Regions from separate parts of the Mus musculus genome. Here region 1 is linked to region 2. A link is a loop called in an ENCODE intact Hi-C map of the cell type or tissue named here. Cell type or tissue: gastrocnemius. All regions are shown on one strand. Links, peaks and the distances in the headings refer to the core of each region. The heading gives the core; the rest is flanking DNA. Region 1 has its middle 32 kb from the start of Slc5a12. Region 2 holds the start of Fibin (fin bud initiation factor homolog (zebrafish)).

Region 1 (15,210 bases), core at 4,611-12,610, 200 kb before region 2:
GGCAAGATAGCCATTTTTACAATGTTGATCCTGCCAATCCATGAGCATGGGAGATCTTTCCATCTTCTGAGATCTTCTTTAATTTCTTTCTTCAGAGACTTGAAGTTTTTATCATACAGATCTTTCACTTCCTTCGTTAGAGTCACGCCGAGATATTTTATATTCTTTGTGACTATTGAGAAGGGTATTGTTTCCCTAATTTCTTTCTCAGCCTGTTTATTCTTTGTGTAGAGAAAGGGCATTGACTTGTTTGAGTTAATTTTTTATCCATCTACTTCACCGAAGCTGTTTATCAGGTTTAGGTGTTCTCTGGTGGAATTTTTAGGGTCACTTATATATACTATCATATCATCTGCAAAAAGTGATATTTTGACTTCCTCTTTTCCAATTTGTATCCCCTTGATCTCCTTTTGTTGTCGAATTGCTCTGGCTAATACTTCAAGTACTATGTTGAAGAGGTAGGGAGAAAGTGGGCAGCCTTGTCTAGTCCATGATTTTAGTGGGATTGCTTCCAGCTTCTCTCCATTTACTTTGATGTTGGCTACTGGTTTGCTGTAGATTGCTTTTATCATGTTTAGGTATGGGCCTTGAATTCCTGATCTTTCCAAAACTTTTATCATGAATGGGTGTTGGATCTTGTCAAATGCTTTTTCTGCATCTAAAGAGATGATCATGTGGTTTTTGTCTTTGACTTTGTTTATATACTGCATTACATTGATGGATTTTCGTATATTAAACCATCCCTGCATCCCTGGAATAAAACCTACTTGGTCAGGATGGATGATTGCTTTAATGTGTTCTTGGATTCGGTTAGCGAGAATTTTATTGAGGATTTTTGCATCGATATTCATAAGAGAAATTGGTCTGAAGTTCTCTATCTTTGTTGTATCTATCTGTGGTTTAGGTATCAGAGTAATAGTGGCTTCATAAAATGAGTTGGGTAGAGTACCTTCTACTTCTATCTTGTGAAATAGTTTGTGCAGAAATGGAATTAGATCTTCTTTGAAGGTCTGATAGAACTCTGCACTAAACCTGTCTGGTCCTGGACTTTTTTTGGCTGGTAGACTATTAATAACTGCTTCTATTTCTTTAGGGGATATGGGACTGTTTAGGAAGGTCAGCTTGATCCTGATTCAACTTTGGTACCTGGTATCTGTCCAGAAATTTGTCCATTTAGTCCAGGTTTTCCAGTTTTGTTGAGTATATCCTTTTGTAGAAGGATCTGATGGTGTTTTGGATTTCTTCAGGATCTGTTGTTATGTCTCCCTTTTCATTTCTGATTTTGTTAATTAGGAATTTGTCCCTGTGCCCTCTAGTGAGTCTAGCTAAGGGTTTATCTATCTTGTTGATTTTCTCAAAGAACCAACTCCTCGTTTGGTTAATTCTTTGAATAGTTCTTCGTGTTTCAACTTGGTTGATTTCACCCCTGAGTTTGATTATTTCCTGCCCTCTACTCCTCTTGGGTGAATTTGCTTCCTATTTTTCTAGAGCTTTTAGATGTGTTGTCAAGCTGCTAGTATGTGCTCTCTCCCGTTTCTTCTTGGAGGCACTCAGAGCTATGAGTTTCCCTCTTAGAAATGCTTTCATTGTGTCCCATAGGTTTGGGTACGTTGTGGCTTCATTTTCATTAAACTCTAAAAAGTCTTTAATTTCTTTCTTTATTCTTTCCTTGACCAAGGTATCATTGAGAAGAGTGTTGTTCAGTTTCCACATGAATGTTGGCTTTCCATTATATATGTTGTTATTGAAGATCAGTCTTAGGCCATGGTGGTCTGATAGGATATATGGGACAATTTCAATATTTTTGTATCTGTTGAGGCCTGTTTTGTGACCAATTATATGGTCAATTTTGGAGAAGGTCCCATGAGGTGCTGAAAAGAAGGTATCTCCTTTTGTTTTAGGATAAAATGTTCTGTAGATATCTGTCAGATCCATTTGTTTCATAACTTCTGTTAGTTTCACTGTGTCCCTGTTTAGTTTCTGTTTTCACGATCTGTCCATAGATGAAAGTGGTGTGTTGAAGTCTCCCACTATTATTGTGTGAGGTGCAATGTTTGCTTTGAGCTTTACTAAAGTGTCTTTAATGAATGTGGCTGCCCTTGCTTTTGGAGCGTAGATATTCAGAATTGAGATTTCCTCTTGGATGATTTTACCTTTGATGAGTATGAAGTGTCCCTCTTTGTCTTTTTTGATAACTTTGGGTTGGAAGTCGATTTTATCCGATATTAGAATGGCTACTCCAGCCTGTTTCTTCAGACCATTTGCTTGGAAAATTGTTTTCCAGCCTTTCACTCTGAGGTAGTGTTTGTCTTTTTCCCTGAGATGGGTTTCCTGTAAGCAGCAGAATGTTGGGTCCTGTTTGTGTAGCCAGTCTGTTAGTCTATGTCTTTTTATTGGTGATTTGAGTCCATTGATATTAAGAGATATTAAGCAAAAGTAATTGTTGCTTCCTATTACTTTTGTTGTTAGAGTTGGCATTCTGTTTTTGTGGCTGTCTTCTTTTTGGTTTGTTGAGGGATTACTTTCTTGCTTTTTCTAGGGCGTGATTTCTGTCCTTGTATTGCTTCTTTTCTGTTATTATCCTTTGAATGGCTGGATTCGTGGAAAGATATTGTGTGAATTTGGATTTGTCGTGGAATACTTTGGTTTCTCCATCTATGGTAATTGAGAGTTTGGCCGGGTATAGTAGCCTGGGCTGGCATTTGTGTTCTCTTAGTGTCTGTATAACATCTGTCCAGGCTCTTCTGGCTTTCATAGTCTCTGGTGAAAAGTCTGGTGTAATTCTGATAGGCCTTCCTTTATATGTTACTTGACCTTTCTCCCTTACTGCTTTTAATATTCTATCTGTATTTAGTGTATTTGTTGTTCTGATTATTATGTGTCGGGAGGAATTTCTTTTCTGGTCCAGTCTATTTGGAGTTCTGTAGGCTTCTTGTATGATCATGGGCATCTCTTTCTTTATGGTTGGGAAGTTTTCTTCTATTATTTTGTTGAAGATAATAGCTGGCCCTTTAAGTTGAAAATCTTCATTCTCATCAATTCCTATTATCCGTAGGTTTGGTCTTCTCATTGTGTCCTGGATTTCCTGGATGTTTTGAGTTAGGATCCTTTTGCATTTTGTATTTTCTTTGTCTGTTGTGTTGATGTTCTCTATGGAATCTTCTGCACCTGAGATTCTCTCTTCCATTTCTTGTATTCTGTTGCTGATGCTCGAATCTATGGTTCCAGATCTCTTTCCTAGGGTTTCTATCTCCAGCGTTGCCTCGCTTTGGGTTTTCTTTATTGTGTCTACTTCCCTTTTTAGTGATAGTATGGTTTCGTTCATTTCCATCACCTGTTTGGATGTGTTTTCCTGTTTTTCTTTAAGGACTTCTACCTGTTTGGTTGTGTTTTCCTGCTTTTCTTTAAGGGCCTGTAACTCTTTAGCAGTGCTCTCCTGTAATTCTTTAAGTGACTTATGAAAGTCCTTCTTGATGTCCTCTATCATCATCATGAGAAATGTTTTTAAATCTGGGTCTAGATTTTCGGTTGTGTTGAGGTGCCCAGGACTAGGTGGGGTGGGAGTGCTGTGTTCTGATGATGGTGAGTGGTCTTGATTTCTGTTAGTAGGATTCTTATGTTTGCCTTTTGACATCTGGTAATCTCTGAAGCTAGCTGTTATAGTTGTCTCTGTTAAGATCTTGTTCTTCAGGTGACTCTGTTAGCCTCTATAAGCAGACCTGGGAGGGTAGCTCTCTCCTTAGTTTGAGTGGGCAGAGTATTCTCTGCAGGCAAGCTCTCTTCTTGCAGGGAAGGTACCCAGATATCTGGTGTTCGAACTGGACTCCTGGCAGGAGTTGTGTTCCACTCACTAGATGTCTTAGGATCCCATGTGGAATCCTGTGTGGGCCCTTGCGGATGTCGGGTGACTCGGCTGGCAAGGTACCCTGGGGCTCGAGTGGAGCAGAAGGGGCTTGTGCCCCAGGTCAGGCCCAGGTAGTCCGCTTTCCTATTTACCGCAGTCTCAGGTTCAGCGTGATTGGATTGAGGCAGGGGCTGTGTTCCACTCACCAGAGGTCTTAGGATCCCGTGTGGAATCCTGTGCGGGCCCTTGTGGGTGTCGGGCGCCTCCGCTCCACTCTACTAACTTAAGCCAAATAGCTAATTAGGTGTGACCTTTGGCAACTCTTGCTACTATAGTTTACTGTAAAGTATAAAATGTAATAATGAAGGTTATCATAACAATTAAGTGAATAAAGTCATCAAGATTCATTCGTGTGTTCTCTTAGTGAACTCACATAACAAACTGAGAGGCTTATAATAAGTCTTACCTTTCTACTTAACAAAAAATAATGATGATAGCAATTCATATGTGATCTCAGAATTTTACATTTCAGAAGGCAGAAAATATGAAAAAGAAACCCAATTTCAGAAGCCATTTTATTATATATATCATTCTTCACCATCTCCTAGACTACACACACACACACACATAACGTATTGCAGAAAAATATTGCATTTGGCCTTGCTGGAGAGGCATTCTAGAAATTTTTTAAAAGCAGCAAGACAAAAACTGTAATAGCAAAAAAAAATAAATAAATAAAAAGAAATCTACTAAAGAGATAGTTAATAAGAGTTACCTAGTAAGTTCTGTCGAGATCAGATCTAAAAGAAATTAAGTCTTTCCATGGAGGTTTGAATAACCTTGCTCTAAAGAGTCATACCCAGATGATAACTTAAATGTAGAAGTCAATGCCAACTGGATAAAAGTGGAGAATAAATAATAAGGAAGGCTGCCCAGAGAAGCAAGTATGTTCAGAAGTATGGAGGTGAGAGACAAGATGGCTGATTTGAGTGCTTTATAGTGGAATGTCGTTGAAAAGGGTGAGATAGTGTCTGTCATCTGTGCAGCCAGCAAACAGAGCCATGCAAGGGAGATGGAATTTTTACAACATTCACAATGAGAAGGAAGGAAATGCATCATCTGATCTATCTCTTTTGTTCTTTTTTGATTTTCTTTTACTTATTTACTTTATATTCTGCTCACTGCCCCCGTCCTGGTCACCCCCTCCCACAATTCTTTCCCCAACTCCATCCCCCTCCCCTTCTCCTATGAGCAGGTGACCCCTCCCATGTATCTCCCTGCACCCTGGCACTTCAAGTCTTTATGATGCTAGGTGTTTCCTCTCCCATTGAAGACACACAGGGCAGCCCTGCTAGGAGAACATATCCCACATACAGGAAACAGCTTTTGGGATGGCCCCTGCTCCAATTGTTTGGCATCCACATGAAAACAAAGCTGCACATCTGCTACATATGAGCAAGGAAACCTTGGTCCAGTCCTTATACGTTCTTTGGTAATTGGTTAAGATCTGAAAGACCCAAGGCTCCAGGTTAGTTGACTCTCTTGTTCTATCCCATTTGGAGCCTCAATCCTTCCCTCTATTCTATAGAGTCCCCAAGCTCCATCCACTCTTTGGCTGTGGGTGTCTATACTTGTCTGAGTCAGCTCTGAGAGACAGTTGCTGTCCTCTCAGAGGACAAATTGATACCGACTGTTAGCATAAAAGAGTATCATTAATAGTGTTAGGGATTGGTGCTTGCCCATGGGAGGGGTCTCAGATTGTGCCTGTTATTGGTTGGCCAGTCCCTCAGTCTCACTCCATCCCGCATGCCTGAATTTCTTGTAGATGGGACAAATAATTGGGTTGAAATTTTTTTGGGTGGCTTAGTGTCTCTATCACTCCACTGGGGTTCCTGCCTGGCTACAGGGGTGACCTCTTCAGGTTCCATATCCTCATTGTAGTGAGTTACAGTCAAAGTCACCCACATTGATTCTTGGGTGCCTCCCTTATCCCAGCTCTCTGTCTCATCCTGGAGATGCCCCCCCACACACACTACCCCCCGCCACCTTCTCACATCCATTAGTTGCAGATTTCCATTATTGTAAAACTTTTGAATGCCACTAGGGACAAATTATAATCACTTGGGCAACAAAGAAATAGCAAGCTACCATGAGAAGAACACAGAAGCAAATCAGCTAGTTCAAAGGTCCCTGTGTACAATGAGTACACAACCCGCCATTCATCTTATATACCTACAGCACATTTCTGAGCCTTGACTGTGCTGTGAAATGTGCTACATACATACTAATAAATAATTTACCTTTTAGTTTATCAAGGATAAAAATTGGAGGTTAATGAGAATAATCATCCCTTTATTGTTGTTGATATTAATACCACTTCTGCTATTGTTTCTACTTCTCCATGATTCCCCATAGTCCTCTCCTTTAACACCCACTCTCTTCTCTCTCTCCTTCTCTCTCTCTCTCTCTCTCTCTCTCTCTCTCTCTCTCTCTCTCTCTCTCTCTCTCTCTCTCCCCCTCTCTCCCTCCCTCTCTCTCTCTCTCTCTCTCTCTCTCTCTCTCTCTCTCTCTCTCTCTCTGTTGTTTACATCTGATTTTATTTTCAGCCTTCTTTCTGTTGTTCTCTAGAAGATCCTGAAAACAAAGTGACACACTGGCTTAGAGTGTTGTCTGAAGTACTTCTACTGACATTGATCTCTCTGCTCACCTCTAATGTTTGGACAATTCTTGATCTTTAACCCTTGGTTTTGTTCTATTTTCAAATAGACTCATTCTTTGGAATGCTTTTCCACTCTTATAGTTTCAAGTAATGGCATGCTCTTGGTATAGTATCATTTTTTTTTTATGTTTCCCATTGAGTTCTTGTATCAGAGTCACATTATCAAAGCCAAAGAAAGACAGAAAGGAAGAATGGCTCTGTAGAGCGAAAGTTTGAAAGAAGTAGAGAAGCGAACAAAACACAACTTTATTACTTTTCTTTTTCCTTTCTTATTTTCCCTAAGTTTTTAGGGATGAGGAATTTTTGACTACTTTTTGCTTGCTTGATAAGGAATGAATTAACAAGAACAAGAGGATAAACATAACTGAAAAGACAAACGACCAGACTATTTTAGAAAGTCTGACTTATGTGTGTGATTGCCAAAAGAAAGCACAATTCCATGCATTCAAATCAAAAGGGCAGGAGGGTTGGTGGTCAGCTGCACAGAACAGCTGGGTTCTTAGGATCTGTGCTGAGACTGTAGTTGTTTCTGGAACATGAAACTTGAAGGTACTGGTGACAGTTGGTGAGTATAATGCTTTCTATGTCACTGGGACCCATATTAGGATAGATCAGAAGCATTTTTGAGAATTTTACATTTTTAGTAATCCAATTACTGGTTGTTTTATTAAGGGACCACCCCTCACTGAAAAGTGATGCCCAGAAACCTTCAGGTCATCGTGTTTTTCTCACATGCTGGAAAAAACAAATGAATAGAGGAATACTTGTGTTCCAGACATTTTTTTTTAACTCTAAGACATCTTTATAATATCTTTTCTACTAGCTTAATTAATACCTAGTCTGTATGTGGTCAGGCTTTCTCTCACTTGGGGAATGTCCTCTGAATGCAGCAAATGTGTACAGTAAGGACCTGCACAGTCTCAAGACAGTAAGTCTTTCAGAAAAGTTAGTGGCAAAGCTGACAGAAATGAACCACACTAATACAATGATCCTTTCTTCTAAGAAAGACATAAAACCGCTTGCAAGACTCCAGTCTGCTCTAATACATCAACAGGATTTGTACTCTTAACTCTTGAAGTCAGAAACAAATGTCATGTGACCAGTTGCAATTTATGAGGAAAATTAAGCTGACAGTTGAAGCACGAGCTAAATGACCACAAGGGGGCAGTCTGTTCATGTTTAATTTCGGGATAGTATCCCTGGACTCAGCTGAGTCTTGTTTTTAAAGATGGGGAGAACTGAACAAAGTAGAAATTCAAAGACCACAGATGTGAGAGAAGTAATTTACTTCCCCTTAAGTTTGTTTGCTTTTATTTAAATCAATTTTCATGTGTTTGTGTTCTCTCTGTGTATGTGGTGTGTTGTGTGTGTATGTGTGTGTGTGTGTTAGTATATGGTGTGATATACGTGTGATGGTTATATGTGTATGTGTCTATGATGTATGTGTGAGTGAAGAGTCTGTGGTGAGTATTTATTTATGTGGTATGTGTACATGTGTGTGTGTGTGAGAGAGAGGGGGGGAGACAAAGAGAGAGATGTGTGTATATGTACGTTTGTGGTAAGTGTAAGCTCTATATTTGTCTATGTCTTGTGTCTATGAGTCATATTGTAGTATGTGTGCATGTGTGTACATGTGCATATGTGTCTATGTATATAGTGTATAGTGTGTGTGTATTGTGTGTGTGTATTGTGTGTGTGTGTGTGTGTGTATTGTTTCTTTCTTTCTTTCTTTTTTCTGAAAAGAGCTAAAAGCACAACTGATTTACAGAGCCTATAAGTCTGTCTGGGCTGATTGAGCCTGGGAGATCTCAGCCTACAATGAGACTAAGTTTTCAGTCAAGAAGGGAAGCTGAACAAGCTGTCTTCTGATCACAGCTGTCACTTCAACTTGGAGTCCTGTTGCTTTTCACCAAAAACCTTCCCTTCCGGTGTGTGTTTGCTTCCTTTGTGGTTTTAAGGAATTGGAATCTTACCTTAGCCTTGAGTTGTTTTAAATCTCAATTCAATTTTCTCATTTAGCATAATTCTAATGATTTTACTGTATACTTTACATTATTTATTTTACTAAGAAGATGGCAAAGACAAAATAACTGCATTTAATAGATGCAGCTGGTAGGCGTTTTTTAATTTTTTTTAAAGCACGGAATCTTAGGTGTAATGTGTACTAAATGAGGACAGATTTTAAACCATAGCAAATCAAAGGAGCAGCACAAAGCAGCACAATAAGCTCGCCCACACCGAAGACAGCTTTCTGCTTTACAAAATGCCACAAATCAGGAGAATTACTTTGTGAAATGGGAATTGTCCCACATATAGATTTTTCTGTAATTAAACAACTTAACAGTGTATTATATACATTTTCTATATAAAAATATCTGACACAAATGTAAACAGTTTTACAGTGCTCAGTTGTGTCCTTGTGCCACACCAGTTTTATCAAGTACCCAAACAAGCATGGTTCTTAAAATGCTATAGTCGAATGAACACTTAAAGAGGGAGGTGGGAAAGAAAAGGATAGGGAATGAAATTCACAGAGGATGGAAGACAAGAGACAAAGGAGGAGCTGGGTAAAGGATGCTGGATGAAGGCAGAACGGGGACAGAAGAGACCGAACTGGTCTTCACCATCAGGCTCAGGAGTCCTTTCCTTTTGTGTTAACAACTTTCAGATCATCACCCTGTATCTGCTCTACAGCTAATCTTTTCCATTCTCACCATTGGTTCTATAAAGGAGGAAGAGGAACAAATACCAGTATTGGAGTGATCCTCTCATCTCCATTACAAAGAAAACTGTGTATCTTTTATGTAGAATTAGCCAGAAGACTGAGACTACAAGAATGTTAACAAAAGCAAAATCTTATTTCTACTTCTGGTTCCCTCTGTGAGCTTGAGAAGAAATCATACAGAATGATGCCGGTGAAATGTGGTCAGATGCAAGGGTATAAAATATAACACCCGAATACATGGTTTTCGTATTTAGTATATTCAGACAGTGATGTGTCAGAGTATATATTGAAATAGAACTGCTGTAAGATTAGCGATTTAAGAGTATGGTTAAAGAATAATTTGAGTTTTTACTGGATAGTGTTTAATGTCAAGATATTTATAGTAAGATAATTTTGTAGTAAGATATGTGTGTGTGTGTGTGTGTGTGTGTGGAGAGAGAGAGAGAGAGAGAGAGAGAGAGAGAGAGAGAGAGAGAGAGAGACATACACATGTGCTTGTGTTATAGCCCAGCATGACTTTGAACTCAGTAGTCCCCAGCCTCAGCTTCCCAAGTGCTAGGATAACACATATATTGTTCTTTGATAAATAAAATAAATGGATAAAATGACAACATGCCAGCTATCTGAATATGGGTGGCTCATGAACACAAGGGAAAAGATGATTTCTCCCGAGTAGTGACTGACTGTTGATAGAAGCCATGCCTGTGATCTCCACTGACACTTTCTCCAGAGGCATCAGAAAGCCTTACAGTCTTATGTTTCATTTGATGCCATGTGAGTCCCCTGTAATATGTGCTTTAATGCTCCATCAAGACAAGCATTTTGTGAGCCTTGCATTTAGACCGCTTTAACTTCAAACAGCTACAGATGTCAGCATGAGGCTTCATGGGGTATTGAGACATTAAAATGAAAGGCATTGGGAATTTTTAAACACAGAAGAATTTAAAATGAAAACCCTCTTCTGCATCACAATGGGATGATAAAGCAAAACTGGAGAAATATTAAATTCCCTATAAACACGGTCCAAAAATAAAAGTGAGTGAATTACCTCTGTCCCACTCTAACTGGTCCCCCAAGTATTAGATCTCAGGCTCCTTGGAGATTTCAAAGATGATAATAAAGTTTTGGAACCATTGAGAATATTGCTTAAAGGCTTAATAGTAACCGTACTTCTCATAATGAAGTGAAGGTGAAGTTAGCTACACACAGAGATTCCTCTGTTCTGGAATTTCAGCTGTACTCATGTGAAATCCTGATGTGGAAACTCAAGTTTTAATAACAGGGAGAAAACAATTTAAAACTGCTTAAGAAATGGAAGCACTGCTTTATCTTTTTTAAATTAAATTTTGTTGACATACAAAACATGATGGCATTTTCATGCGTACTTTCTTCTGGTTTGATTCCTTCCTATTCCCCATTCTCCTCTCTTCCTGGTCCCCTTTTCTCCAACAAGGCTAGGTTTCTGCTTTTCTTTTTACCCCTCTCACCACTTAAAATCCTGTCTTTTCCTTTTATTGTGACCCTCTTGGTTTCATCTCTCTCTCTCTCTCTCTCTCTCTCTCTCTCTCTCTCTCTCTCTCTCTCTCACACACACACACATGGGAGGGGAAGAGAGGAGAGGAAGGGAGAGGGAGGGAGAGAGAGAGAGAAGGAGGGAAAGGGGGAGGGGAAGAGAGAGGGAGAGGAAGAGGTGGGGAGAGAAAGACATTCTCTCACCTATTTAATTTTAAACCTCGGATCCACATATGAAAGAGAACATGAAGTACTTTCAGTTTGCCTTTGGCTCTGCTCACTTGACAGAATGATTTCCAGCTCCATTCATTTTCTCCTAATGTCATGATTTCATTTTTCTTTATGAATAAATAAATTGCAATATATATGGCCAAATAATGATTTTAGTTTTTACCAGATAGTTTTGATGTCAAGGATTTTAAAGCCATACATATGTGTGCTTGTTTTGAGACACAGGCTTATTGTATAGCCTATGCTGACTATGAATATGAACTCTGTTTTGTCTTCTCCACTGGGAAAAATATTCTTTCTTGAAATCAATCTTTATCCAGAACTCTTGCAATAATCTGGAGTAAGAATGATTTTCTAACAATATGAACCAGAGACCAGACTTCCAATCTAGTCAAATGAAATGAAACACATTTGGAAACTTGTCGCCAAGGGAAGGCTTTTAGGATGATTTTGAGGACTCACCTTAGTTATTAATACTTTTTAATGACTTACAGTTTTGGAGTTCTAAAATAAGAAGACTATCCCTTTCCTCTCACATAATCACCACAATCCTATGGAAGAATAAAGATTAATTCAACAATCCATTGATTTTTTAGAGCAACAAACCTATTTTAGGGACTCTGCTAAACCATTAGAGAAACTAAAACAAGAAACGATCATTCTGAATCCCAAGCACTTTGCAAGTCAGGTTTGTGAAGTAAGCGTGGGGTCACATAGCACATATGCAAAACCCTGAGGGAGTACAGAGACAGAAGAGCCAAGCGGTCTTATGAGAATGTGAGCTTCTCTTTAAAGGCTTAAAGAAAATGTTGAAATGGTAAAAAAAGCAGAATTCAACTGATGGAGGTGTGTGAGAGCATGGACACATGAGCATAAAATATCCATGGTAAAAGCAAAAGAAGGAAACATGGCAGAGCTGAAGGTGGAAGTGAGGGTAACGGGAACAAAATATGTGTAAATTTCAAGGTTAGAAAAATGAAATACTCTGAATCTTAAACTACAGATTCTTCTCTCCCGCTCCTTTCCCTCAACCTCAACCTTAACTTCTTCCTCCCCTCTCCCTCTCCCTCTCTCCCTCCACACCTCTCACTCCCATTAAGTGCTGCTAAGGAGTTTTAAGCAGGAAGTACTTTCCATTTTAAGTTTTAAAATGATTTACCTGGCTACAACAGAGAGTTGTTAGAGGCCAAGAAACCCATTATGAAAATAATTCCAATGGCAGATGTTGAAAACCAGAAACTGTACATTAGTGCAAAAAAAAAAAGTATGATTTGGTCACAAACCATCACAAAGATGGGCACCAGGGTTTTCCCTGCAGGCAATGTCATTCTTGTCACTGCCCACGAGGAAGTTCTAAAGTATTTTATTCCTAGTGCAAGAAATACCTTATGGAAGTGTGCTTGAAGATGTGCCTGCTCTCTGTGCTTGGGGTGTCAATCACGCTCTGCACATGCAAAAGAAAAAAAAAAAACTGGCCACCTCAAGGTTGAGCATTCATGTGTCCAAATGTTACTGTATCCATCATTGTACCTACAAGATAGCCAAGAAAGTGGGCTTAAAGGTCCTTCCTTTTACACTAGTAAATGTGATCCCTTTGCCTCTTCCTAATAAAGTTCCCATGGGAAGCAAATTTTGAATTATTATTTAAGTTGAGTTAATGTGGTTTAATTGTAAAGTAAACTCCAAAGAGTGCTGTACCTGAGCACTCTGTTCTCTACTTCGGGGGATGGAAAGGTTGAGGTGAAGCCAGGGTGTGTCACTTGTGTGGGACTGACTATTGAATAGCTTTGCCCCATGGTCCTGTCTATTTTCAATTTCCCAACTGTCTCATGTTCCTGTATCCGTGCCATCTGGGTCCTGATGAGGTATGTTCCCTCAAATTATAAGTGAGACTTAATTATTATTTTCTCATATAAATTGCGTCTTGTTGAGCATGTAGTTATATCAATGAGGAAAACTAACATAATGCAGTAATACATGATGTAATTTAATTGGAAATAACTTTTTAGTTCAAGGAAAATATCTTTAATATTATCTGCTTCCATGGTTCCTTCCTTGATTTCCAAAATTGTAAGTTATATTGCATGTTGTTCTGGCTTTTGACTTATTTTATAAATAGAAGATCAAATCACTGCCCTTTGAACTCTGATCTTGTTAGTAAGATTTTGCCTGAAAGTGCTTATACAAAAAAACAAAAACAAAAACAAAAAACAAAAACAAAACGAATATTTTTTTGAACTTACAACTTTCTTAGATAATTTTTCCATCCTTTCATCCTTATATACCACCTTCTTTAGAATGTTTTCAAATAATTCTGGCAGGGATAATAGTGAAGAAAAAGAAAAGGCCAAGCAGAGACAAGAAGCAAATAAAAGCACATACAACCTCAGACAATAGAAAGAAGCAAGGCAGAGTTGATTTTTCTGGGGACAAAACATAGTTGCCTATGACTTGTCTGCTCTGGAGAAAAGCTGTGGCTAGATCAAATCCTCATTTATTTATACTTTTTTGTCATGTCATGTATATAGGTTCTGATGCATTTTTAAGACCCGATTTATCCATTCTGACTGGTGTGAGGTGGAATCTCAGGGTTGTTTTGATTTGCATTTCCCTGATGATTAAGGATGTTGAACATTTTTTTCAGGTGTTCTCTGCCATTCGGTATTCCTCAGTTGAGAATTCTTTGTTTAGCTCTGTATCCCATTTTAATAGGGTTATTTCATTTTCTGAAGTCCATCTTCTTGAGTTCTTTATATATATTGGATATTAGCTTAGAAATTTAGAATATCCAACATACAATTTGCAAAACACATGAAACTCAAGAAGAAGGAAGACCAAAGTGTGAATACTTCGCTCCTTAGAATGGGGAACAAAATACCCATGGAGGGAGTTACAGAGACAAAGTTCAGAGCTAAGACAGAAGGAAGGACCATCCAGAGACTGCCCCATCCAGGGATCCATCCCATATACAACCATCAAACCCAGACACTATTGCATATGCCATCAAGATTTTGCTGACAAGACCCTGATATAGCTCTCTCCTGTGAGGCTATGCCAGTGCCTGGCAAATACAGAAGTGGATGCTCACAGTCATTTATTGGATGGAACACAGGGTCCCTAATGAAGGAGCTAGAGAAAGTACCCAAGGAACTAAAGGGATCTGCAACCCTATAGGAGGAACAACAGAATGAAGTAACCAATATTCCCCAGAGCTGTGTCTCTAGTTGCATATGTAGCAGAAGATGGCCTAATTGGCCATCAATGGGCGGAGAGGCCCTTGGTCTTGCAAAGGTCATATGCCCCAGTACAGGGCAATGCCAGGGTCAGAAAGCAGGAGTGGGTGAGTTGGGGAGCAGGGCGGGGAGAGGGTATAGGGGGCTTTGGGGATAGCATTTGAAATTTAAATGAAGAAAATATCTAGTTAAAAAATAGAAGAAAAAACAGATTTTTTTTTTTGATAGTTAATGCAAAGAAAGACTATCACAAAAGGCTGGAATTTCAGATCCTGTGCACATGGATCTGATCCTGGATATGATATAAGCTGGTGTTTGCAGTGGTGGATTATTGTGCTGTTCTGCAGAGTGCATGTCACACAAGCAGACATTCAGAGCATGAGAGAACTGCAGTTATCTTCAGAGCTTATGCAATCAATAAATAAATATTTGGCGTCTCCTGTCTTGTTCTGTAAGATATGACCTAATTCTTTTTAACTTCTCTACCAAATATTAGTCAATGTACTCTTCAACACCTCCTATGGCAGTAGCAAATACTAGACTTCCTTTTATTTAGCTAAGAGCTTTCTCATTACTAACTGAACTTGGTCTGTCTGTAGGCATCTCCATTTTTCCTCCTCTCTTCTTACATAAAACAAATAAAACATCTTTTACTCCTGGTGTTTCATATTTCTAATATTGTAGTGATGTTGTAATTCCTTTATGTTCTGTCTTTCTTAGAAAAAAATTTGTTTTAAAATTATATTTTTAATTAATTATTTTATTTATTTACATTCCAAACGTCTAAAATTCTTACAGCATGCAGCTAGCTGCTGCCACCATCCTGTTCACACTCTTATTTCTCCTAACACCCATAAGTAGGTACAATACTTTAAAATATATCTTAAAAACACAGGTGTTAAATAGGTATTAAAGGGAAAATAGAATACAGACAAATAAAAGTATT
Region 2 (15,210 bases), core at 3,242-11,241:
TTCCACAGTTTAGCTCTCAAAAAAATAACAAATATTTGGCCCCAACTACATACTAATTACAGATCTACAAAAGTAACTGAAGAGCTCACAGTCTAAAGGGGGAGGTGTACAAATTAATAAATAAATTCAAAACAATTCAGTATGTATGACAAAAGTGAGGAGTAGGGAGAAAGCTCAGTGAGTAAGAAGCTTGTTGTGAAAGCATGAGGATTAAAATTTCAATCTCTAGCACCCACTTAAAATACTGGACCTGTACTCACACACCTGTTACCCCAGCACTCTGAGGAGTGAAGAAGATAGAAAATTTTGCTTGGACATACTAACTGCTAATATAGCTCCAGGTTCAATTCCAGGTTCAATGAGAGACCCTTTCTCAAGGGAACACGACAGAAACTATATAATACAGCAGAACATATCTCCTTCTCTGGCAGCTGCGCACACACACACACACACACACACACACACACACACACACACACATTGTACCACTGAAACATAAAGGAGAAAGTGGCTGACTTAACTTAAGGTGGTGACATATATCCAAAACTAAGCAACTCCAATGGTCCAGTCACAAAGCTAAGGCTTCAGCTGCATATGTAGCAGAGGATGGCCTTGTGGGACATCAATGAGAGGAGAGGCCCTTGACCTTGTGAAGGCTCAATGCCCCAGTGTAGGGGAATGCCAAGACAGCAAAGCAGAAGTGGGTGGGTCAGTGAGCAGAGGGAGGGAGGATGGCATAGGGGAAATGAGGAAAGGGGATAAAATTTGAAATGTAAATAAAGAAAATATCTAGTTTAAAAAAAAGAAGAAGATAAACAGAAAGGTAGGAGTGTGTGATTTCCATCTTCGTGGGTTAACATGGAGAGAAAAAAAAATAGAGCAAATTAACACACAAATCAAAGCACCACTATAAAAAATGGAAAATTCCAGGAGAAAAAAAGAATACAGAAGATATAAAAAGAATGATAGAAACAACTAATTAATATCTAAAGGTCAGTCAAGGGCCCTCTGAAGAAATTTATGTCATTTATGAAATGAGAGTAAATCCTTAACTAATAATAGATTTTAAAAATATATTCTATCTAGACTAAACACATGAATTATTCACATTATTTAGAATAGCTATTTCCTTCCTGTTCAAGACATTAATGGCTTCCTTCCCATCCCTAACCAGCAATCCAGCAATGTTATAAAAAAAAAAAAAAAACAACAACAACAAAACAAAACAAAAAAAACCAGTATCTTCTACTTAATGTAACAAATACATACTTAATAGGGACTATAAAAATGTATTGAACTTTTTTCTTTCTTTTCTTTCTTTTTCTCCTTGATACCTTCCTTTCCCAATTCTTGCTCATCTTTCTCTTATCCCCCCCGTATGTATATGTGTGTGTGTGTGTGTGTGTGTGTGTGTGTGTGTGTGTGTGTGTGTGTCTGCACATGAATGCACACACATGTTGTATGTATGTGCACAGAAGCCCAAGGGCAATCTTTAGTGTCATTCGTCAGGAAACTTGAAGCTCACTTATTGAATTTGGTTGACTAGCCAGTGAAATCTAGAAATCCTCCCATCTGTATACTCCCATTGCTAGGATAACTAGCATTCACATGCTTAATGTTTACATGGGTTCCAGAGATCAAAGCCTATGCTTGCGTAGTAAGCACTCTACCCTCTGTGCCATTTTCATAGCCCTCCTTTCAATTGTTCTTCCTCTGCTCTTCTTACCTTCTTTAAACAATCACTGCTCAGTGAATACATTGGACTTATTTTTGTTTATTAAAATCATTGCCAAAATGCTAAATAATATACTCATTGCTTGTATTGTCCCCATCTACTCAACAACCTTGCTCCTCTCACCTCAGGACCTTCATCTACTGTGTCCCCAGGCATAGTAGATGCCTTTTGTCCTTTCAGACCCTTTGATTAGGTCCAGGATCTCAGACTGATAATTTGGAGATATTGGGAGTGTAATACTGTCTTCTGGGATCCCAAGGTTAATTTTGGAAACCCAATCATTCTAAACTTTCTGATGATAAATATAGTTAATTTTAAAGGCAGGATCTAAAATCACATAGGAGACAAGTCCTGGCCATGCCTGTGTTGAATTATCTAGGTTAGATTAATTAGGGTTAAAAGACCCACCTTAAGTGGGGGCAGTACTACTCATGGATTAGGGTCCTATATGGAGTATAAGCAAAAGGCAAAGAAATGCACTGCTTCTCTCTCTCTCTCTCTCTCTCTCTCTCTCTCTCTCTCTCTCTCTCTCTCTCTCTCTCTCTCTCTCTCTCTCTCGTGGCTATGCATGCCATCACGACTAGCTGCCTCAAGTTATTACCACCACAGCATCTCAGCCATAGTGAACTTTACTCTTCACCTGTGAACCAAATAAACCACTTTTCATCCGCTCAGCTGATTCTCACAGGCTACTACTTTACCACAGCAGCAAGATAACTAGCTAATATATATTTCATGTACTACATTTGAGCCTTGTTTGTACAGAAGTTGTGCTATTATGATAACCAGAATAGGCAAAAGATTAGAAAACCTTTGAAAAAGGAAAGTTACCACGTTTTTAAGCTCACAATGTTAACCTAAATTCCTGCTGTCTTCACTAAAGTAGTGGTTGATCAAGAGAAACCAGATTTAAAGGTACCAAACTGAAGAAGAATACGTTAAATTTCAAGAGTGCCAATTTGGCTGGCATTGTGTGCTGGGAATTAAACATGTATTAGTAGTTGTGATTGTGCACTCATTTGTCCACCTGGGTGACTCCAAAGACTCCTCCTAACTAATATCCTCCCATATTCCTACGTTGCTTGATGTCTGCTTTCTCACTTGTCTTTAGCCTTCTGTCTAGACACAAATATTTTCCCTATCAGCAGATAACACACCTCACTTTTACTCTAGAATGTTCTGTCCTGTATGTCATGTTTGGACTTTACCTCTGGCTTCACTTTTCCTAGGAAAACTCCCAGAAACCACCATAACTCTGACCCTAGCAAACTAACCCAAGATGGAATTTGGCACATGTTAAGTATTAAGCAATAAAAACTGTTATGAGGTTTTAAAAAAAATGAAGTGTTTTTTCAAAAGATCATGGTGTGCTGAAGACAGATTGTTGGAGATGGCTTGTCCTGCTTCTTGAATGTTGGTTGTTAGATTTTCAGGAATTTCACAAGCCAGTTGTTAAACACTACTGTTTTAAAAATCTAAACCATCTAAGTGGATAATTTAAAAGCTATAGTATAACAAAGAAGAGATATATGCAAAAATCTCCTCTTACAGTTGCGAAGTTTTTACTGCTTCTTCTGTCTTGACTTCATCTACATCTAATTTATCTGCACAGGAGAAACGCTGTGTGAGGATACTCTAATGCATTCATTCTCCAGCTCTTCATTCAATAACGCTGGTTTTTTACTGGTATAATTACACTATGAAAATCAACAAATGTAGCATATGGAAACCTTGCCACATGCACCAACGTCTAAACACACTATTACAAAAAAGGAAGCAATGTCTTCCAGGTGTACTTTGCAAAAATCAGACATGACATAGGAAGACCATTCATAGACAGTATGGCGTCTATCGCCAGGACCCTAAATTACCCAGCCATGTAGCTTACACACGGAGCCCTTATTTTCCTAAACAAAAAGGTTTATCCTGACTCATGCTATCATATTTATGAATAAATCAAATGAGGCCAATTGTGGACACCGATGCTGATATAAGTTGAATCAAACAATAGAATATCCACCTGCTATGCCTGATAGATACAAACAAACTAGTATATGTGTATATACAAAGCAACCTTATGTGGTGGTTTGAATAGGAATGATCCCCATAGACTCATATGTATGAATGTTTGGCCCATAGGGAGTAACACTACTAGGAGGTGTGGCCTTGATGGAGTAGGTGTGGCCTTGTTGGAGGAAGTGTGTGTTCCTGTGAGGTCAGCTTTGAGATCTCATATGTTCAAGCTAGGCCTGGTGTGGTAGTCTCTTTCTAGTGCCTGCAGATCAAGATGTAGATCTCTTAGCTCTTTCTCCAACACCATGTCTGCATGTATACACCACCACATTTCCCCACCATAACAATAATGGACTGAACCTCTAAAACTGTAAGCCTCAATCAAATGTTTTCAAATAAGTTACCTTGGTCATGATGCCTCTCCATAGCAATAGAAACCCTAACTAATGCATCATAGAAGAGACTACTAATCTTGAACACACAAGTGTCTGGTGCAATCCAACAACAAATAAAAACTAATATAGTGGAACAAAGAGAGAGAAAACTAGCTTTTAGACCAAGTTACTCTGAAAACCTAATCTAAAAATGTATATAAATCAATGAATTTTCCTTTTCGTTTAATTAGACTGAAATTTAGATGTACTCACTGATACATGTAAAGACTCAGTATTTGGATTTTTAGATGAAAAGGTTACACAGAGAAAGTAAATATTCTTATTTCTTCTATTCATGATTCTGTAATTTTAATTAAAGAGCAAGCTTGTGACAGGCTGAATTTTTTATTGTACATTTTTGTTTGTATGTTTAATTAGAACTGCATCCTGTGTAAGTAGAAAACTGGAGTGAGTCCTTGATATAAGTTTGCATAATTGAATTGGTTAGTAAGTCAGAGGAGGTTACATTCTGCAAGAAGTGGAGTGAGTTGGAGTAAATGCTTGTTTTCTTCTTTGGCCAAATAAATATTTGAATTCATCAGCTTTCACTGGTGACTGTCCCAAAGAAAAGGAATGAAGGCTGTTCTGACCCCGCAGTTCAGTGGAGATTTCTAGTGGCACAAAATAAAAATGAACCTTGTTTTTTTTTTGTTTTGGTTTGGTTTGGGGTTTTTTTTTTTTTTTTTACTGTTGTTGAATTTATTATAGAAAGTTGACTACCAAATACTGCATTATACTTTCAATTGTTACTAGGTGGTGATGCAGGTGAAGTCAAGGGTTGAGGGAACAGTCAGGGTTTCTGCAGACAAGGGTCAAAGAGCCTCAGATGCCCTCCCTAGGAAGTGGCCAGGCCAACAGGTCACTAGGCAGAGGACATTCCTTACCAACAGACTCTGGGCACCAAAGTTCACAGCCAACTGCACACACTTGGGCTGGTCTAAGCAGACTAATGCTGGACAGAGAGGGTACAACCTTGTGCCATCCACCTCTCCTCTGTGCTGTGCTGGGCTAGACTCAATGCTGGGATACATCAGCCTGTGCAGAAGTTTGTGCCTTCTTTAAGGGATACCTGACATAAGCACTAGGGAAACCTTGCTTTGGTCTATGTTTTCTCGATGTTGCGTGTCTAGAGAAAACCGAAGGAGTAAGGCCATCATGAGCATGCTTCAAAAAGTCTGTGTGTGTGATTTCACACGCAGAATCACTAGTTAGTCAAATGGCTCTTCATTGTCTTCCAGGAGTCTGGATTGCCTGCGACTGGAAGAGTAAAGACAAGTCTGACAACAGGGCTGTGTGCATCTGAATGAAAGCTGTCCTTTGTGCTGCAGAGGGAGACTCAGAACAGTGAATACTCATTGTGAGTAGCTCGGTTACATTTCAAGGCAGAAATAGCAAGCATCTCTGGAAACAGAATCTTCCTGCTTACATATTCTTTCCACTTAATTCCCTGTTTCTTTTCTCCACGATCCTGAAATTATTCAATATACAACATATGTTTATTTACTTTTACTTCAATTCGCCCTGCACTTCCCAGATTGAAAGCTCTAGGAAAGCCATGGTTTGTTTCTAGTTATGTTCATTGTTGTATTCTCAATACCAGAAACGGAACTTGATGAATAATAAATGTTCAATAAATATTTGATTAAATGGATGGCCTATCAAATGGCCATTTATGACAATCAATTCATAAATTAAAACCTAAAAATGGCCTCTTTTGGGAAAAAGAGGGCTTGGGGGGTTTTATTTGTTTTTAAATTTAGTGCTCTTTTTCCTGTTTCATATTTCTAGGCACAAGAACGGCTCTTAGGATACCACATGGAAGCTGAAATCACAAGTCTTAAGGGGTCTTGACGTCCATCAGGATCCTTCAGAGGAGAGCTGCACCCAGGTCAGCACTGACGCTCATCTGGCAACAGCAGCTCTATTACCTAGAATTCAGAACAACAGAAACATCGCTGTTGTTTCCAAAAACAGGGCTGATGGACCACATGGCAGCCACTGTGTCCAGGGTGGCTGTAAGCTCCCGTGTGGGGCATGTATTGTGTTACTCCATCATTGGATCTTTAGTGACTATGGTAGCTCCTAGCCTATAAAACCTTGGCATCACTTACCAGAAGCCTAGAGAAACTCGGCAAGCTCAGCAGCAATCTGGGGGCCCTTGCTCTTAAGGTACAAAACAGTTTGGGAAATATGCCCAGAATCTAGGAGATAAACTCTATAAAGGTTTCCATGTGCTGCTGATACAGTATAGACTTAGAAATGGGTTAGTTCAATCAAGAAGTACAAGTTGAAGAAATTAGCTGGGATGGACAAGTTATATGAATATATAAACAGGAAAAGCATTGGCAGAGAATGTGTACTGCCTGAATCCACAACTTAAACACTAGCAGGAGCTTCGTTGCTTTGGAATAGCTATGGAACATGGTGTTCTGAGGACATGTGTATTTATGGAGAGGCTATGGAACTGGCAGCTGGACTCGTGTTTGGGTGGCTTTTTTAAACCAGCTGTGGTAATGTCACTATTTGTGAATTAATTAAAATAAAAATATTTTCTTTCAAAGCAGTACGGTTTTTTTAACTTAAATTTAAATCTTTGTACCTTAATGGTTGAATACAATCTATGAGATCGTGTCAATTTGCTTAACGTTCTAACTGTAGATAAATATTCCAACCTCATAAGTAACTGACAGGAGACCCCAGCAGTCAAATACTACACAAAAGACTCAGTAAGGCTCACTGGAACGTTATCTAATAGATTACACAGAGGTCCCAGTTGTCCTCTTATTGATTAAACTGGAAACTTTTATTTTTATTTTTATTAGTAACTATGCACTATGAATATAAAAAATCGGTTATCTATATTCATTTTGTTTCAAAAGTATTGATTTTAATAACCTTTAAACCATTTCCAAACAAAACTATTTCCAATACTTCAAATTTTTTATTTAAAAAATAACGTTTTGAAAATGAGTAAAAAAAAATACATTTCTCATCTGGTATTTAAATGTCTGAAATGCCATTTCTCTGAAGCAATCACCTCTTTCCTAAATATGCTAATAGCAGCTGGATTTTATGTTTATAATTATCCTCTACTATCCCCATTCAAGATACGTCTTATTGTACAGGGTCTCCTTTTTCAAGATTGAAAAAAGGAGACCCTGTACCTTTAATAAAGGAACTGGTGAAAGCTTTCTTTCCAAATTTGTTCCTTGGCTTCCAAGTGACGAAACTAGCTGTAATTTGAGAGTCCTGCAATCCTCAGGATATCTTTAGCCAAGGGGAAAGAAAACGCTGCATTCCCACCCAGTCCAGGGGTTGAAACAGTGTCAGAACAGCTTCCCTTAGCTACTAGCTCCGTCTCCCTGGAGCCAGAGGGAACTCCGAAGGTGACCGCAAAGCCAGCGCCTGGAGCAGCAGGTCCCCAGTCGGTGGGTCGGGCTATCCTGCTAAAACAGCAAAGGTCCAGCCTCTCAGTAGAGAGAGGATCAGGGACGCTGAGGAGCGTGGTGCACACCGCTGCTGCGTAGAGCCACATGAAGCCTGTGGAGGAACCAGGATCAGAGAGCGGCAAGCGAGCTGCGCCTGAGGAGGGCGCCTTCTCCCGAAGCCGCTGACACCCGGGGGAACCTTTTTCCTTGTTCCTGGACTAAAACGCTTCTCCCGAATATCCAGAATGGTGTTCCCGAAGTTGATCTGGATGGGTTTCTTTTGCCACCTGTGTCGAGGCTACTTTGATGGCCCCCTGTACCCAGAAATGTCTAATGGGACTTTGCATCATTACTTCGTGCCTGATGGAGACTATGAGGAGAATGATGACCCCGAGAAATGCCAGCTGCTCTTCAGGGTGAGTGATCGCAGGCGCTGCTCCCAGGGGGAAGGGGGCCAAGCCAGTAGCTTGCTGAGCCTCACTCTTCGAGAGGAGTTCACAGTACTGGGCCGCCAGGTGGAGGATGCTGGACGCGTCCTGGAGGGCATCAGCAAGAGCATCTCCTACGACCTGGATGGGGAAGAGAGCTATGGCAAGTACCTGAGGCGGGAGTCCCACCAGATCGGGGATGCCTACTCCAACTCTGACAAGTCCCTCACTGAGCTGGAAAGCAAGTTCAAGCAGGGCCAAGAGCAGGATAGCCGGCAGGAAAGCAGACTCAATGAGGACTTCCTGGGGATGCTGGTCCACACCAGGTCCTTGCTGAAGGAGACACTGGACATCTCTGTGGGGCTCAGAGACAAATACGAGCTGCTGGCACATACCATCAGGAGCCATGGGACCCGCTTAGGTCGACTGAAAAGCGACTATCTGGAGGGTGGGGCACAGAAGACAGGCTAATATTTCCATTGTAACTGCTTCATTTTATCCAAATTTGCACTTTCAGAACACGTCTGAAGTCATCTTTCGAAAAGAAAGAAAAATTTTAATAAGTTGAGTTATTCTGATTTTAGTTTGGTTTTGTGCATTATTTATGTTATTATTAAGGATTTTTCACTTGCAAAAAAAAGCAATTTTAAACTAACCCCTGGGTTATTTCCTAAAGGGTTTTATTGCTCTAACAGAATCTCTTCTTTCGACTCCATCTAAAGGATGCATTTGTGTGGAAAGACTGATTAAACTTCCACATCCTGGCGGGGGACGAGGTGCGTGGCTCCTTTGCATCAGCAGGCTTCTCTTTGGTCTCTGAAGGCTGAGATGCCTGATTTTCAGATGAGGTCCCAGGTGTGTGGCATGCCTGCCAGACAAGGAAGTTCATTGATTCTCCTTTCGCTCTTATTTATTTACCATGTTCTTAGTTGTTTCTGTTTTGTTGTAAGAGTGTTATTGAGAATTTGCATGCAAATCACCACCAGTAAGATGTTCAAAGTTCCATTGTGGGTTTGTGTAAGTTGAAGATGCAACATTTAAGATAGCAAAACTTTAGGGTGGTTGCCCACTCATGATGTGTCTTTCACTTCACCATCAAAGAAACAGATTGCTTAACACTCAAGTGTCTATGATTTAAGTTGTCAGCATGTTTTTTTCTTCTTGGACTCAGATAGCATTGCTTCCTTTTGTTTATTGAAAACTTATATTTCCAGAGGGAGGGTCTAACTATAGAAATCCCTTATGTACATTTTATTACTCAGCCAATAAATGTTTTCATATAATACTGGCTTTTTTTCTAGTTTACAGTCATAACTCTCATATTTCAGAGAGGGACTAGTGCAAAGGAGAGGGGAGATAGGATTGAAGCCAGTTTATCAGAGTATATGATAAGGATGAGATTTTAAAAAGAAAAACAGAGGGAGAAGGTGCTGTATTTTTGAGTATCTTACCCTGTCTGCTCACATACACCATCCTAGTAAGGGGTAGTGGGATCTAGCCTGTACAAGAATTATACATTTGATTTCCACTCTTCTGATGGAAAAATCTTAAATTTCTCTCATTTTTCATAGACTCCATTGGAAATGTGTGACAAAGGTCCATATCTCCTATGCACTCATTCTGTGTTAGTGATGCCTAACAATTTGAAAGCTATTTCTATGCTCTTAAAATAAATGAATTAAAATGTGAAAATGCATTTTATTTCAATTCTTCCCTGGGCCAATATTTATCACCACCTTAAATATACTTTCTTTCCACTTGCATCCACACACAAAGTATGCAAGAGTTCACATTCTGTTCAGCAGTGATCCCATTTTTCTATCCTCTATGCAAAGAAAGGATTTATCTGCTATATACATTTGTCTCAGGGTTACTTTAAAGGGCTTCCTTCTTTAAAGGAAGGACAAAAAATATTGATCAGAACAAATATGATATTTGGTACTTGAGTTTGTAAAGTCAGATTGCTTCCAGCCTGAAAATAACAATATTGCCCCAAAAGCACTCAGCTACAACATACAGACAGACAAATCAAATGGAATCTTCTTATTTTGCCTGTTGTAATAGGATATTGGAATGTATTGAGGCTGGAAAATGGTTTTTCTTCTGCATGTCAATCTCAATCAGTTGTTAATGGCTGCCCACCAGCTTATGTTAAGAAGGATCTCATAGGCACAAATTTGAGTGCTGCTAAAATATAGAGATATCCCCATGGGAGCAGGAAGAGGTATGATGACATATCTGCTACAGACCTGAACACTGAAACAGACTACGGGCAAGCTTCTTTTTGTGCTAATATTATGTATTCCAACAAAACCAAAATATTTCAATAGTGGCTAAATAAGCAGCCTGTGATCCCCCTAGTCTTGTGGAGATGATCTCGGACAGAAAATGAGAATTTCCAGGTAAGAAGGAGATGGTGGTAAGAGACCTCGACAGACAGTCTAACCTTATGGCGGGGACCCAGGCCTTCCTCCCTACTTTGTCATTAGACATTAGACTTGGTTATTCATACCGTGATAGATACTTGCTGAAAGCATTGGGCTTTACTTCTTAGACAATGAAATGTGTGAGAATCAGACATAAACCACATACTCTCTTCTGAGACAGCCACTTACAAACTCATCTTTGCAACCTAGGATTTTTGTTTGTTTGTTTTGTTTGTTGCCAGTGTTTGTCAACCACTTCTTCCATGCCAGGTACTAAACTAAGCTGTGGGTAATTCTTGGAAATTACAAAACCTCTGGACTTCATCTATGACTCAAACGCTTTTTGAAGTGTTATCTAAAACAGAAAGCGATCACATTGTTGTAGCTATTGTTATTAGACACAGTAAAAAAAAAATTAGCTAACATGCTTGAAAAATCAATATTGCTAGTAAGGGCCATCACTAAGAAGTAATTTATCTTTTTTCTTTGTAACAACAAATAATGTGAGAAATTGCATTCGGTTAAACAGTTGAATTAGTTGTGTTACATTGCTGTGATAAAATACCCCGAGAAAGGCCATTGAGAAGTGAAAGGGTTTCTTTTAGATTGTGTTCTTAGAAGGATCATCCCATGATTCTCAGGCTCTGTTGCTTCTGGACACTTGGTGAGGCACACTACAAAGGCAGAGTGGAGGTGGTTCAAGCCAGACAGGGTCCTATCAAGGGGAAAGAGAGCACTGAGTTCAATCCTATAGAAGAAGCTATCTATAACTGATATTCACAGTCCACAATGTATACACACACACATATGTATGTGTGTGTATATATACATATGTATATGTATATGTGTGTGTATATATATATATATATATGTGTGTGTGTGTGTGTGTGTATATATGTATATATATATATATGTGCATATATATATATATATATATATATATATATATATATATATATATATGGGGTGGGTGGGTGTGTATGTATGTATATTAGAAACAAATCACTTGTTTTTAACCAATACAGCTAGCCTCATAAATCATTCAAAACTTCTTAGACCTGGGTCATTGAGATAGATCACAAGGTAAACGTGTTTTCTACAAAAGTTGGATGGCCTGAATTCAATCCACAGAACCAACAGGTGACAGGAGAGAAAGCCAACTCCACAGGCTGGCCTCTGACTGTCATCCATGCCTTCTCATACACATAAACAAATAAATATTGTTTAAATTTTAAAAATCTGAAATACACCCACATCATTCTAGATTTTATCTTATATTGTGTTAGCCTTACAACTTTCAAAGAATCCATTAAGTGTTCTGAAATTCAGTCAACCATTTTTTGCTAAATAAAGACAAAAATGAAGACTTATGGAACAGACACAACAGGAAGAATTTCCCACATATATTTAAAATAATCTTCTCAGGAATATGTTCAGAAAAACAGTATATTTTATTAATTTCTCTAATGGGATAACTGAGGTACAAGGGGGGTAAAGTAACTCTCCCCAGAATTCAGAGCCATCTAGGAATGTAGTCAAAATATTAAAAACTGGTAATTCGACTATTGCATTTCCATGTTAGCCGCCCGATTATTTCTTCTCTTTCCTCCAGCAGGAAATTGGGCAGAAGGACTCACTAGCTTACCCTCTATGCTAGGATATATAATAAACATTCTGTGAATTGAAAATGGTGCCTACCAAGTTTCTTTAACTGAAAAACAAAATTCAAACCTGACCTGGGATTGCTCAGTGGGTAAAGATCCCCAGCCCCCATTTAAAAACTCAAGAGTGAGGAAATCCTGTCTGTATCCGCAGAACAAGAGTGGGAAGGAGTGATTTAAGTGGTCCCTTGTGGCCCTTTGACTAGTCAGTCAACAGAAATAGGAATCTCCTGGTTTAAGGATAAGACTTTGTCTCAAAAGGTAAGGTAGAGAGCAACTGAGAAAGGCATAGGACCTCAACTTCTGACCTTTCTAGGCATACACATTTGTACATGCATGTGCACATGCACAAACATACATACACACACACCATATACCATATACATGAATTAAATAAGTAAATGAAAAATAAATAAGTAAATGAGAAAAACTCAAACACAATTTTTTCTTTAACTAGATTTTTTATTTACATTTAATTAATTAGATCTTTATTTACATTTCAAATGTTATCCCCTTTCCTAGTATCCCCTCGAAAACCCCCTGTCCCCTGCCCACTCTCCCTGCTCACCAACCCACCCACTCCTACTCCCTGTCCTGGCATTCTCCTACACTGGATCATTGAGCCTTCATAGGACCAAGGGCCTCTCCTCCCACTGATGTCCAATAAGGCCATCCTCTGCTACATATGCAGCTGGAACTATGGGTCCCTCAATGTGTACTCTTTGGTTGGTGCAAACCCAGTTTTTTTTTAACACTCAAATATTTTTAATAATAAAAACTCATTACATTTGGTAAACTTTTTTTCATTTTTTATTAGATATTTTCTTTATTTACATTTCAAATGTTATCCCCTTTCCTAGTTTCCCCTCCAAAATCCTCTATCCCCTCCCCCCTCCCCCTGCTCCCCAACCCACCTACTCCAGTTTCTGGTCCGGGCAATCCCCTATACTGGGGCATAGAGTCTTCACAGGACCAAGAATGTCTCCTCCCATTGATGACCCACAAAGCCATCCTCTGCTACATATATAGCTAGAGCCACAAGTTCCACCATGTGTTTTCTTTGATTGGCGGTATAGTTCCAAGGAGCTCTGGGGGGTACTGGTTAGTTCATATTGATGTTCCTCCTATGGGGCTTCAGACCCCTTCAGCTCCCTAGGTACTTACTCTAGCTCCTTCATTGGGGACCTTGTGCTCCATCCAATGGATGGCTATGAGCATCCGCTTCTGTATTTGCCAGGCACTGTCAGACCCTCACAGGAGACAGCTATATCAGGCTCCTGTCAGTAGGCTCTTGTTGGCATCTGCCTAGTGTCTGGGGCAAACCCAATTTTTATCATAGTGTTTATTGTTTTGTTTTTGATGTTATTATTGTTGATGATGATTTGTTTATTATTTGTTTGGGGTTTTGTCTGGTTGGTTTTATATTGGGCAAGATGTACATTTCTTGCCTTTGCTGGAGTCACTCTGTGAGTCTTTGCTTAGAAGCAGCTTTCACTGCATTACATTACACATTCTTTGAGGACTTGCATATGTACAGCCACTGGGTGACCATAGCTTGCTGCTGTACATGTGGGACTGGCAAGGACACTCCTTGAGCTTCTCCCAGTGCTGCCTGGGATCCCAACTAGACGTTAAAAGGTTGCATTGCTTTGGACTCAGCACAGGCCCATCACATTTCTTAGATGGCTTCTATGTCTCACCATTAGCCTTTTTGAAACATTTCTTTGAAAAAATGAAGGCTATTTTGTATGTCAACAGTCTACTGGTTATGGAGAGGAAGCTGACTGCTATGATTGACGAGGTGAAGTCTCCTTACTCCAGGGCTGGTGGCATGGTTTGCCTTTTCCACTTGTAAAAATCTCATCCTGCAAGAAGTTAAAGACATGTGTGTCCGGGTGTCATTTCTTGCTTTGATTTTGGCCCAGTTCTCATCCCAAGACCAAGCAACTTTTAAAATGTAAGTTCTGCCTCTGACCAGAGTCAACCAAAGACATTTTCCATAAAAGTCTATGACAATATCCATCAAGAAGAGCATAAGCTACAAGTTGTATTCCCTCTGAGTTGTGTTTTTCCTAAGCAACAGGTGTCACTTTGATCCCAACCTGGTTTGTTCTCCCCTCCCCCTCCCAGGATCTTCTTCCTAGTTTCTCCTAACCTTGCATTACAGATTCATTTGCCCTTGGGGTCATGGGAAGTAGTGACACAGTTCACACTTCACCTCTGCGACATGTCAGCTGGGAAATCTAAGCAAATTAAGAAATCTCTTGGAGCCGCGTATTCCTCCACCCCTACGTGGACACTTTAGGTTCATGTGAGGATTTGATAAGCCTGTCTATGAGAAGCGTTTGCAATAATACCAAGCAAACGTGACAGTATTCTCATATGATGTTGCAATGGACTGATCACTAAGAAAAACTTGTTTTAATAAAAATAAATAAATAAAAGAAAGACATATATAGGACCATGAAAGGTAGCCTGGGTTCCTCTTTGAGCTAAGGCTAGAAGTCCTAGTGACCCTGAAGGGATGGTAGGCGCTTCGCCTGATTCCTGGGCACCAGGCCCCTGTCACTAGCTGCAGCTCCCCATGGATTTGTGGCTATCAGTCACGTAAGGACAATGCACCCCCCTCCCCAAAAAAAGGACATGACCTGTGGTCAAGTAGACTCAAGACAAATATCCATTTTAATGAGGTACCTAAAGGCCTGGAGGGCTTAGCCAATAAGCCTTTCTTCCCAGACACTCCTCCCTGCAAAAGGTATTTAATCTCAGGCCTGCCCTGAGAAGTGGGGTATGGTTTTACTCATATACTTTCTGCCATGACAATAAATGTGTTAAAACCATGGACTGCCTCTTCTCATCTGGATCCACCATGGGGAGCCACGAAGAAGACCTTCACCTACAGAGACACTGTGTAATCTCCTCTAATCCCCGCTTGTCCCCTGCCTCAGACTGTACTTCCCCACCCCAGAGTGGTGTGCTGGGGGCTTCCCTACAGCCTAACACTCACCTAAGACATCTGTGGGGTAAGTGCAGTCAACTTCCTGCATCCTGCCTCCCTAGCAGCTGTGGCCTGTGGCAGAGAAGA

What was found. A loop is a pair of places that touch in the nucleus more often than their neighbours do. Peaks named below come from ENCODE experiments on the same cell type or tissue, not always from the same donor. Only the 100,000 strongest peaks of a DNase experiment are listed, where the experiment ranks them.
Region 1: a loop joins it to region 2, with 2.3 times the contacts of the local background. A loop is called at or near these places in 2 of 42 quality-filtered maps.

What each region holds. Positions count from the first base shown.
Region 1 is chr2:110,557,716-110,572,925 of GRCm38, reverse strand. No RefSeq gene overlaps it. Among named protein-coding and RNA genes, the nearest start is that of Slc5a12, 32 kb to the left of the region's middle. In gastrocnemius, for the core only: a CTCF peak has its summit at 7,713 (motif pointing right); a DNase peak (open chromatin) is centred at 7,727.
Region 2 is chr2:110,355,441-110,370,650 of GRCm38, reverse strand. It overlaps Fibin (fin bud initiation factor homolog (zebrafish)), which reads left to right and starts at 7,658. Exons shown (of 1, transcript NM_026271.1): 1 at 7,658-9,726. The coding sequence starts at 7,856. The coding sequence ends at 8,509. All of the region lies in intron 2 of Gm30319 (a long non-coding RNA gene), which reads right to left. In gastrocnemius, for the core only: a CTCF peak has its summit at 7,760; DNase peaks (open chromatin) are centred at 7,696 and 8,120; H3K4me3 peaks cover 4,088 bases; H3K27ac peaks cover 3,743 bases.